Regions from separate parts of the Mus musculus genome. Here all the other regions are linked to region 1. Evidence: chromatin loops called from intact Hi-C (ENCODE). Cell type or tissue: gastrocnemius. All regions are shown on one strand.

The links. Hi-C counts contacts between places; a loop is a spot of excess contacts. Peaks named below come from ENCODE experiments on the same cell type or tissue, not always from the same donor. Only the 100,000 strongest peaks of a DNase experiment are listed, where the experiment ranks them.
Region 2: a loop joins it to region 1, with 2.0 times the contacts of the local background. A loop is called at or near these places in 14 of 42 quality-filtered maps.
Region 3: a loop joins it to region 1, with 2.1 times the contacts of the local background. A loop is called at or near these places in 6 of 42 quality-filtered maps.

Annotation. Positions count from the first base shown.
Region 1 is chr2:59,744,411-59,746,910 of GRCm38, forward strand. The region is part of intron 4 of Tanc1 (tetratricopeptide repeat, ankyrin repeat and coiled-coil containing 1); the gene reads left to right. Among named protein-coding and RNA genes, the nearest start is that of Tanc1, 130 kb to the left of the region's middle. In gastrocnemius, a CTCF peak has its summit at 1,264 (motif pointing left); DNase peaks (open chromatin) are centred at 1,243 and 1,801; H3K27ac peaks cover 306 bases.
Region 2 is chr2:59,598,982-59,601,481 of GRCm38, forward strand. LOC115489517 (a long non-coding RNA gene) reads left to right here. Exons shown (of 5, transcript XR_003954038.1): 2 at 1-48; 3 at 1,523-1,617; 4 at 2,034-2,125. Among named protein-coding and RNA genes, the nearest start is that of Tanc1, 12 kb to the right of the region's middle. RefSeq lists an enhancer at 1-2,468. In gastrocnemius, no CTCF peak of the experiment used is centred here; DNase peaks (open chromatin) are centred at 975, 1,322 and 2,220; H3K4me3 peaks cover 806 bases; H3K27ac peaks cover 247 bases.
Region 3 is chr2:59,674,804-59,677,303 of GRCm38, forward strand. The region is part of intron 2 of Tanc1 (tetratricopeptide repeat, ankyrin repeat and coiled-coil containing 1); the gene reads left to right. Among named protein-coding and RNA genes, the nearest start is that of Tanc1, 64 kb to the left of the region's middle. In gastrocnemius, a CTCF peak has its summit at 964 (motif pointing right); no DNase peak of the experiment used is centred here; H3K27ac peaks cover 2,102 bases.

The DNA of each region.
Region 1 (2,500 bases):
AATTCAGGACCTCTGGAAGAGCAGTCATTGCTCTTAACCTCTGAGCCATCTCTCCAGCCCTTTGACTTTATTTTTTTTTTAATATATAAACATTTATTTTGGAGTATTTTAGGCTTATAGAAGAGGTCAAAAGAACAGTACTAAGAAGTTCCATATGGTCTATGGTCAATCTCTCATTAACACAGACGTTGTGTGATACATTTGATATAATTAGTGAACCAACAGTGATACCTACTAAAGTCTGTATTTGTGGGGTTTTTTTTTTTTTCCCACCATTTCTAATTCACTTTTTTTCTGGCCCACATTATCATATCACGTTCAGAGATCATGTCTCCATAGATACCTTTTTGTCCGTTGGTTTGGTTTGGTTTTCTGAGACAGGATTTCTTTCTCTACAGATCAGGCTGACTTCGAATTCAGAGATGAGCCTGCCTCTGCTGGGGTTAGAGGCATCTCCATATATTCTTGACTGTGACAGTTTCTCAGACATTCTTTGTTTTAATGACCCTGGTGGCTTGGGTATGATATTTTGTAGAGTGCCTGCTTATTGGAACGTGTCTGATGTTTTTCTCACCATCAGCCAGGACTTAGGAGTTTGGGGTGACCTCTTTATCCCGCGGAGTCGAAGGTGTGTACCAACAGTGTAGTTCGCCTCTCTTGGTTGATCTTCGTCATCCAGCCAAGGTTGTGGCTGTTCACTTTCTACACTGAACCTACCCTGTCTTCTTCTCTCCTTGTCTCCGTCCACCACATAAAGAAGACACTTTATTCTCTGCATGGGCACTGTGCGAAGCCCACAGGTAAGGCTTGGAGCAAAGCCCGTCACTTCTGAGCATGGAGTATCTATATAAATTGTTGGCGATTATTCTGTATCTTGAGAGCTGTCTCTTTCCCCGTTCATTTATTCCAGTACAGATTTAAGTGTGCACGGACTTTCAGATTTTCCCCTGAGTAACGAGGAGCACTCAGGCCTTTGCATCCGCTTTGGTGCCTGGGTGGCTCTCCGTGAAGCTGGGTGTGCTGCGGCTATCCAGGGTCTGTTCTGTTAGGCCAAGTGTACAATGGGCAGGAAGTTGTTGCCTCTGAGACTGAACTCCTTAGTGTAACTGCTAAGCATATACGTGTTACCTAAAACCTTAAAAACATCCAGGACTTCATCCTGCTTAGGGTGGCGACCATTTCTTGCCTTGATGGTGAAGAAACCTTTCCCAGCAAGCCTCAGAGCTTTTGTCTGAAACTGGCATCGGAGCAGCGCCACCTTGTGGTAAATACTGAGTCTTCCAGGAACAATGCCTTCTAAATTCTGAAACTCTTAACTGTTCAAGCAGCAAGTTTTAAAAAGAAAAATAGTTTTGTTCTTTAAAGGGAGGCCGCTACTTTGGTATATATTGTGTTATTACCAAGTTTAGATAAAAGATACATGAGTTATAGTTGTTCTAAAAACAAAAGGAAGTAACCTGGGATTAACAGTGGTTTCTGCTCAGTCACAAGGACACAAGGAGTTTGGATTCCTGCATTCTTGTCTGGCAAGTGCCTGTTAACTCTAGCCCCAACTCTGAGGGACCCGGTGCCCTCTCCTGGCCTCTGCGTGAACACAGGCATGGCTATCCTGTGCACACACGTTTTTGAAAGCTTCAACCTTATGTCAATCTCACTCAGCTTTAGTAGGATAATCAGATACATTGTAGCAGCTTTCGCTAATAAAAGCCCCGCAGGCACCTGGGCTGTGGTGTGTTCAGGGTAGAAAGCCGCCTTTCTGTTGTCTTGAACCCAGAACACTGACAGAGTCAGCCCCACTGCTGAGGAGGTTGCAGTGATCTGGGTCCCTGCCAGGGGAATGGTGACTAATCGCCCCGCCCAGAACATCACTGCATGGTGTCTGCAGATGTTTCAGCGCGCAGAAGGTGTGTGCTTTTCAGAGATCTCACTATCAAGCCTGTGTGTCAGACACAAGCCCAGTCTGCTCTTCCACTTACTGACCCTGTACAGTAAGGTCCTGACTGCCGAGATGGCTTTGTGGTTGAGGCCAGCGTGCTTCCTCAAGACAGCCAACACAGCACAGCAGCGAGCTGCCTTGTACTTTCAAGGACATGGGCAATGATGCATGATGGGTAGCCTTGCCACCTGGGTAGGAGCTGGAGAACAAGGAGGGACCTGGAGTTCAAGAATCCCTTTCCTTCCACTAATATTTTGAAAGGAAGGCTTGACCTCACCAGGTCGAGAGACTATTTTAAGATGAGCCTTTCATCTCTAAAATGAATCTTACATTGCTTTCAGTGTTTTCTATTTACAATTTAGAGCATGTTTTCCATAGCATTTAAACTCAGTTTCTGAGCCTTGCATTTATTAATTAATCTAAAATCATATTTAACATGAATATCACCTGAGACTGAGACTCACACAATTCTGGTAGGACGTGAAGGCTGGCTCAGTCTTTACCGTTTACTACACTTCTTTTTTTTTTTTTTTTAAGACTAGGAATTCTCTACTAGACATACTC
Region 2 (2,500 bases), 150 kb before region 1:
CTGCTTTCCTGGAAACCTCTCACTGTGGAGCCACTGGACGCTATGCCTGTAAGGAAGCCGGGGGTAGGAGGTGGGGGGAGGGGGGTCCTTTGTTTGTTTGTTTGTTTGTTTGAGATAAGGTTTTATTTTTTAGACCCTGTGACCTAGAACTCAATCGCAGGGCTCCTCCAGCCTCAGCTTCTTTTGTGCTGGGATCAAAGGCATGCTTTTTGCTTTCGTTTTGCATAAGGGGGCAGTGCTTTTGACCTGGGCACACAACCCCTGCAAACAAAAGAAACATGCTATTTCTGTTCCAGACAAGGACAGGTAGAGCAGGTAAACAGCTAGAACTATCTTCCAAGGGACTGTAAGAGCCTTTTTGCAATAAAACTGGGAACAATTTACTGCTATCTTCCTATTGTATACCATCAAAAACTGAGGTGCCAGGCTGGACATGGTGGTATTCACCTTTAATCTCAGCTCTTGGGAAGCCCAGTCAGGTAGGTCTCTGTGAGTTCAAGGCCAGCCTGGTCTATAAATTGAATTCCAGGACAGCTAGGGCTACACAGTGAAACCTTGTCTTGGGGGAGTGGGGAACTAAAACAATCAAAAACAAAACAAAAAACACTGAGGTGGCTAGGGCAGGGCCATACAGTGCTAGGTGGGCTGAAATTGTAATTGCAAAGTTGGACCCACCTTTGGACAATGGCAATCACAAAAGAGAAAGACAGAAAGTGGGTCAAGTTTGCAGACTGCTCCTTTAAACCCCTGGCTGTCTAATCCACACCAGCCCAGGGCATGACCAAGGTCTCTTGGGCAATCTGCCAGCCAGCCCCCCCCCCCCCCCCCCCGTGGGAGGCAGTTATTCCGTCATTTCTTCCCTACCGTAACCACATACTCTACTCGTTCCTAGGCAGCTGTGACATCTGGATTAGCTTGCCAGAGAGAGTTCATGAGTCCAGGAAGCTGGGCACATCAAAGATCTGGGAAGCACTTAGTGGGGGAGGGGTGGGCAGAAGGTATGTCCCTCCTGGTCTCTGCGGTGTGTTTCAGATAGGGTAGGAGGCACTATAGCTCATGAAGAGAACCTACTGATGCCGAAGCAATAAGTAAATATGTACAAAGATCCAACCATCACAATGCACGGGGGTCTGCAGTCAGCCTGTTATCTTCATTCATTGTTTTAGCTGACTTTAACAGCTCCTAGGCCTGCAGTAAAATCCGTGAAGTACAGCAACAAGAAGAAAGGCTTGGCTCTGGGCAGGAGAGCAGAGGCACTGGGAGCCAGCCATGGTTCTCAGGTTGTAAAATAAAATCTCCAGACCAATTGGACACTGGCCTGAGGCCATGGCCGTGATTAATGCCAAGAGTTGTAAAAAGTGCTATGTGGGAAACGGTCAGCCAGGCTGTACGGTGCGCGTCTGTGAATGGCTTTTGTTTTTCTTCTCTCTTCAAAGCAGTGTAATATGAAACACATCATTTCCAGTCGCTTTGGCATCTAAAGTAAAATTAAAAACTCATTTACTTTTCTCTTTTAATTAAGAACTTAGGCAACTTCGAAGGAGAGAAGCCCCAAGTAAGACGATACCCCAAACCTGTGACGTCATTCTGTCTCCCCGTCGTTCTTAATATCCGTGGGTGCGTTTTTTACACAGGTGTCATTAGTGTAGCAGACAAACAGTTCTGGGTTCAACTTTTTCCCCTTGACCTTATTTTATGTAGACATTTTCAGAGTTATTGGAAGCATGTGTTTTGGGGGTTGTCTGTCAGCTGTGTTCTGTTACGTCGATCCACACGGTCTGCTTAATCATGTCTTGTTTGTGGGGCACTCGGACTGTTTTTCATTACGAATGATACCACTTCCCACATTTTTGTTTAGATTCTATTTTTTCCCCTTGACGTTGAGTTATTTTTAAGGATTATGGTCTCCAAAGGGCCACGTCTTTGTCAATATTATAAAAAGCTACTCACCTCTTCTTGCTCGTTCATCGGCAATGTAGACATTTCAACATCACTGCATGTGCCAATTATTTATCTGTGTCTCTTTGCTCCAGATCAACTCTACTGTAGCCTACTTCATAATGCTGGGACTCAGAGGCCTACAAACTACATCTCCCAGGATTCACTTCAGCTGGCTCCGAACTAGGTATGATTACTAGAAGGTGCCAACAGTAATCAGAAAGGGAAGGAGGAGGTGCCATCCTTCCCTTCCTTTTGGCAGTATCTCCAGAAGTGACATCATTTCTGGATACCTTCTCCCTGGTATTCCCGGCATCCTTTTAGACACTCCCAGAGACAAGCTACTATAGTATTTCCCCCTCCTTCCCATTCTACCACCTGCTTCCTGGCCACCTGCTTCCTGGCTTTCTTTCCTTATTAATCTCAGGGGTAGCTACCTTTCACAGTCTGATTTCAGCTGGCTCAACAATATGGTTTTTTTTTTTTTCATATCAAGCGCTTTGTCTTTGAAATTCCTAGCATGGTCTTATTCCCTTCCTCCCTTCCTCCCTTCCTCCCTTCC
Region 3 (2,500 bases), 70 kb before region 1:
GAGATGCCGGCCTGAAAAACCAAAGCAAAAACAAGCAAAAATGGAAGTCAGTTGGAAATTAGGTCTGGAAATTAAATGTTAGGGAAGTGTGGGTAGGGCCCTCAGGTTCCCTAGACTTGAGTTTCAGGGTTCCTAAAAATCCTATCAGGACTGATCCATTTTATCGTACTATATATTGTAGAGAAATATTATATGACACTTGATTATATTGGGTATAAATACTGTTCTATGTACTGAAAAGATTTTTGAATGGTGAGGATTTGAAACAGATTAGCGAAAAGCTCTATGTTTTTTTGGCGAATCTAAGGTTTGTTTTGGGGGTAGAAGTCTCAAGGCCCAGCTTTTGTTGGAGTACATTAGGCAGTCCGCTATCGTTATAACTTCCCCAGTACCACGCAGAGCTCCTCTGGTCTCCTCGGCCTCTCCTCCTCCTTACCATAATTATAGCAGAGAGCCTTAAGACCCATGTAGGACCAGACATAGAACCTGCTCTCTGTGATCGCATCGCCACGAAAACAAGCTGTAGGGACTGTCAGCCGCTAAGGAAGCTCCTTCCCCTCTGGCCTCTGTCATTTCTACGGCTGCCTTTGTTGTCCTCTCAAATTCAGAAGGGATGTTTTCCCTGGCCTTGCCGGAAACAGTGGTACAGGCCGGCTGCTCTTGGTGGGGCAGAGGCCAGAGAACAAGTGTGCTGTGTACATAACCTGCTGCAGGTCTCATTGGGAGGGTGCACCAGTCTGACGGCCTCAGGCCCACGATCTGTCTGGTGTGGAACCCAGTGGGCATCCTTTGATGTTTGTCTGCCAGTAGTGGAGGGCACACACGGGGAGTGCGTGTGCCTTCTCAATGGAGGTGTGCTATGCAGAGGGATGGATGGAAGGGCCTGCAGCTGCTGGGAGATGCTCCCTCCGGGCTGATCCCCTTAAAAGAGCAGGGGATGCGGGAGGAACTCACACCAGGACACCTGGCCATACAAACCGCCGCTGTTCACCAGGTGGTGCTGTCCTGCAGTGGATAAGGCCTGGTGTGGGAGCAGCTGGGGTGCCCACAAGCTCTGACGTTTGCCTAACATGAGCATGACGAGTGGAGGCCTTTTTGAGGCAACTTTAAAGATTTGGTATGGGAGTGATCACCTGGTCCTGGGTGTGTGTGTGTGTGTGTGTGTGTGTGTGTGTGTGTGTGTGTGTGTATTCCCCTTGTGTTTGCACTAGCGAGGTCGCAGTTGGTTCTGAAGTGGGTGGAGGAGACTGGACCTTCCTCCCAGAGAACCGCTCCTGTGCTGGGTTCTCATCTTTGAAGTCCTGGTGGGCATGGGGGCGGGGCCTGGTTTCCAGCTCCTCATTAAACCAATTTAAAGGAAGAGGAAAGTCTCTACATGCACAGACCTATTAGTACTCGGTGGCCTGCCAAGGTGATTTGGTTTGGCCCAGTTGTGACTACCTACACACGACCTGTCCTTCCTGGCCGGGAAGCCTAGCAGGATGGCCCTGAGAGTGTTGACTTGGGCCTGGTTGTCATTGTTTGTGAGTGTGGAAAGTACCCTGAGGGATTTCACTTTTCCTGGACAGGTACAACAACAAGGAAATAGGCCGAGTCAGTCCTGGAAGCCCTCTAGAATCCAGTGAGGAAGTGCCTTTAGCTGTGTCTGACTAGCCTTTTTAAAAGGAATAGTCCGGTGGTGGCAGGTCACACTAGCCCTCTGTAACCAGTGATCCGGGCAGGATGGCACCAGTGTTAATCAGGGCAGGGGGTGGTGGTGGTGGTGTGGTGTTGTCTTTGGTTCAGAGGAAGCATTGTGGGGGTGGGGCAGGCATGCAGGATGACTAATAACCCCGAGTAGGAGAAAGGCTGTTGAGAGTGAGGAAAAGCAAGAAAGAGCGCTAAGGCCCTGAGCCATGAGCTCAGGAATGGTCAGGCTTGAGGAAAGCTGGAGTTTATGACCGAGATAAGACATGTGCGGAGGAGAAGTCAGAAGGACTCAGATTCACAAGGTTGCCTTAAATCCTGAAACCACTTCACAGCAGACTGGGCTGTAAACCTCATGTGGTGGAGGTGAGCCTGCGGTTTCCAGCCTTGCTGGTTGGTACTTGCTGCAGGGCCTTGAGGCTAGGCCAGAGTGGAGCTGGGAAGGAAGTTCTGAGCCGCACTGCTCTTTCCAGTGCAAGCACCCTTGTCTTTTCCTCTCTGTCTCTACTGCTCTGGGGTTCTCAGCAATCCCAGGGCTGCTTCCAGGGCGTGCGCGTTGCTCGTCTCACAGGGTAAGTGTGCTGACGTAGGCTTGCTGGTGCCTTACAATTAAAGCATTCACACTTACAGTGTAGAAACTTTAGTACTTTATTTTAACATTTTCTAATTTAATTGATTTATGCTTATTTCAGAGGGTTTTTTTTTATTAGTATATATATCTAGTATAGTACTTTTCTTCTGAAAATATGTAATATATGTTGATTAATGTATTGGCTTCCATTTTGTACACACAGAATATAATTGATTAAAATGT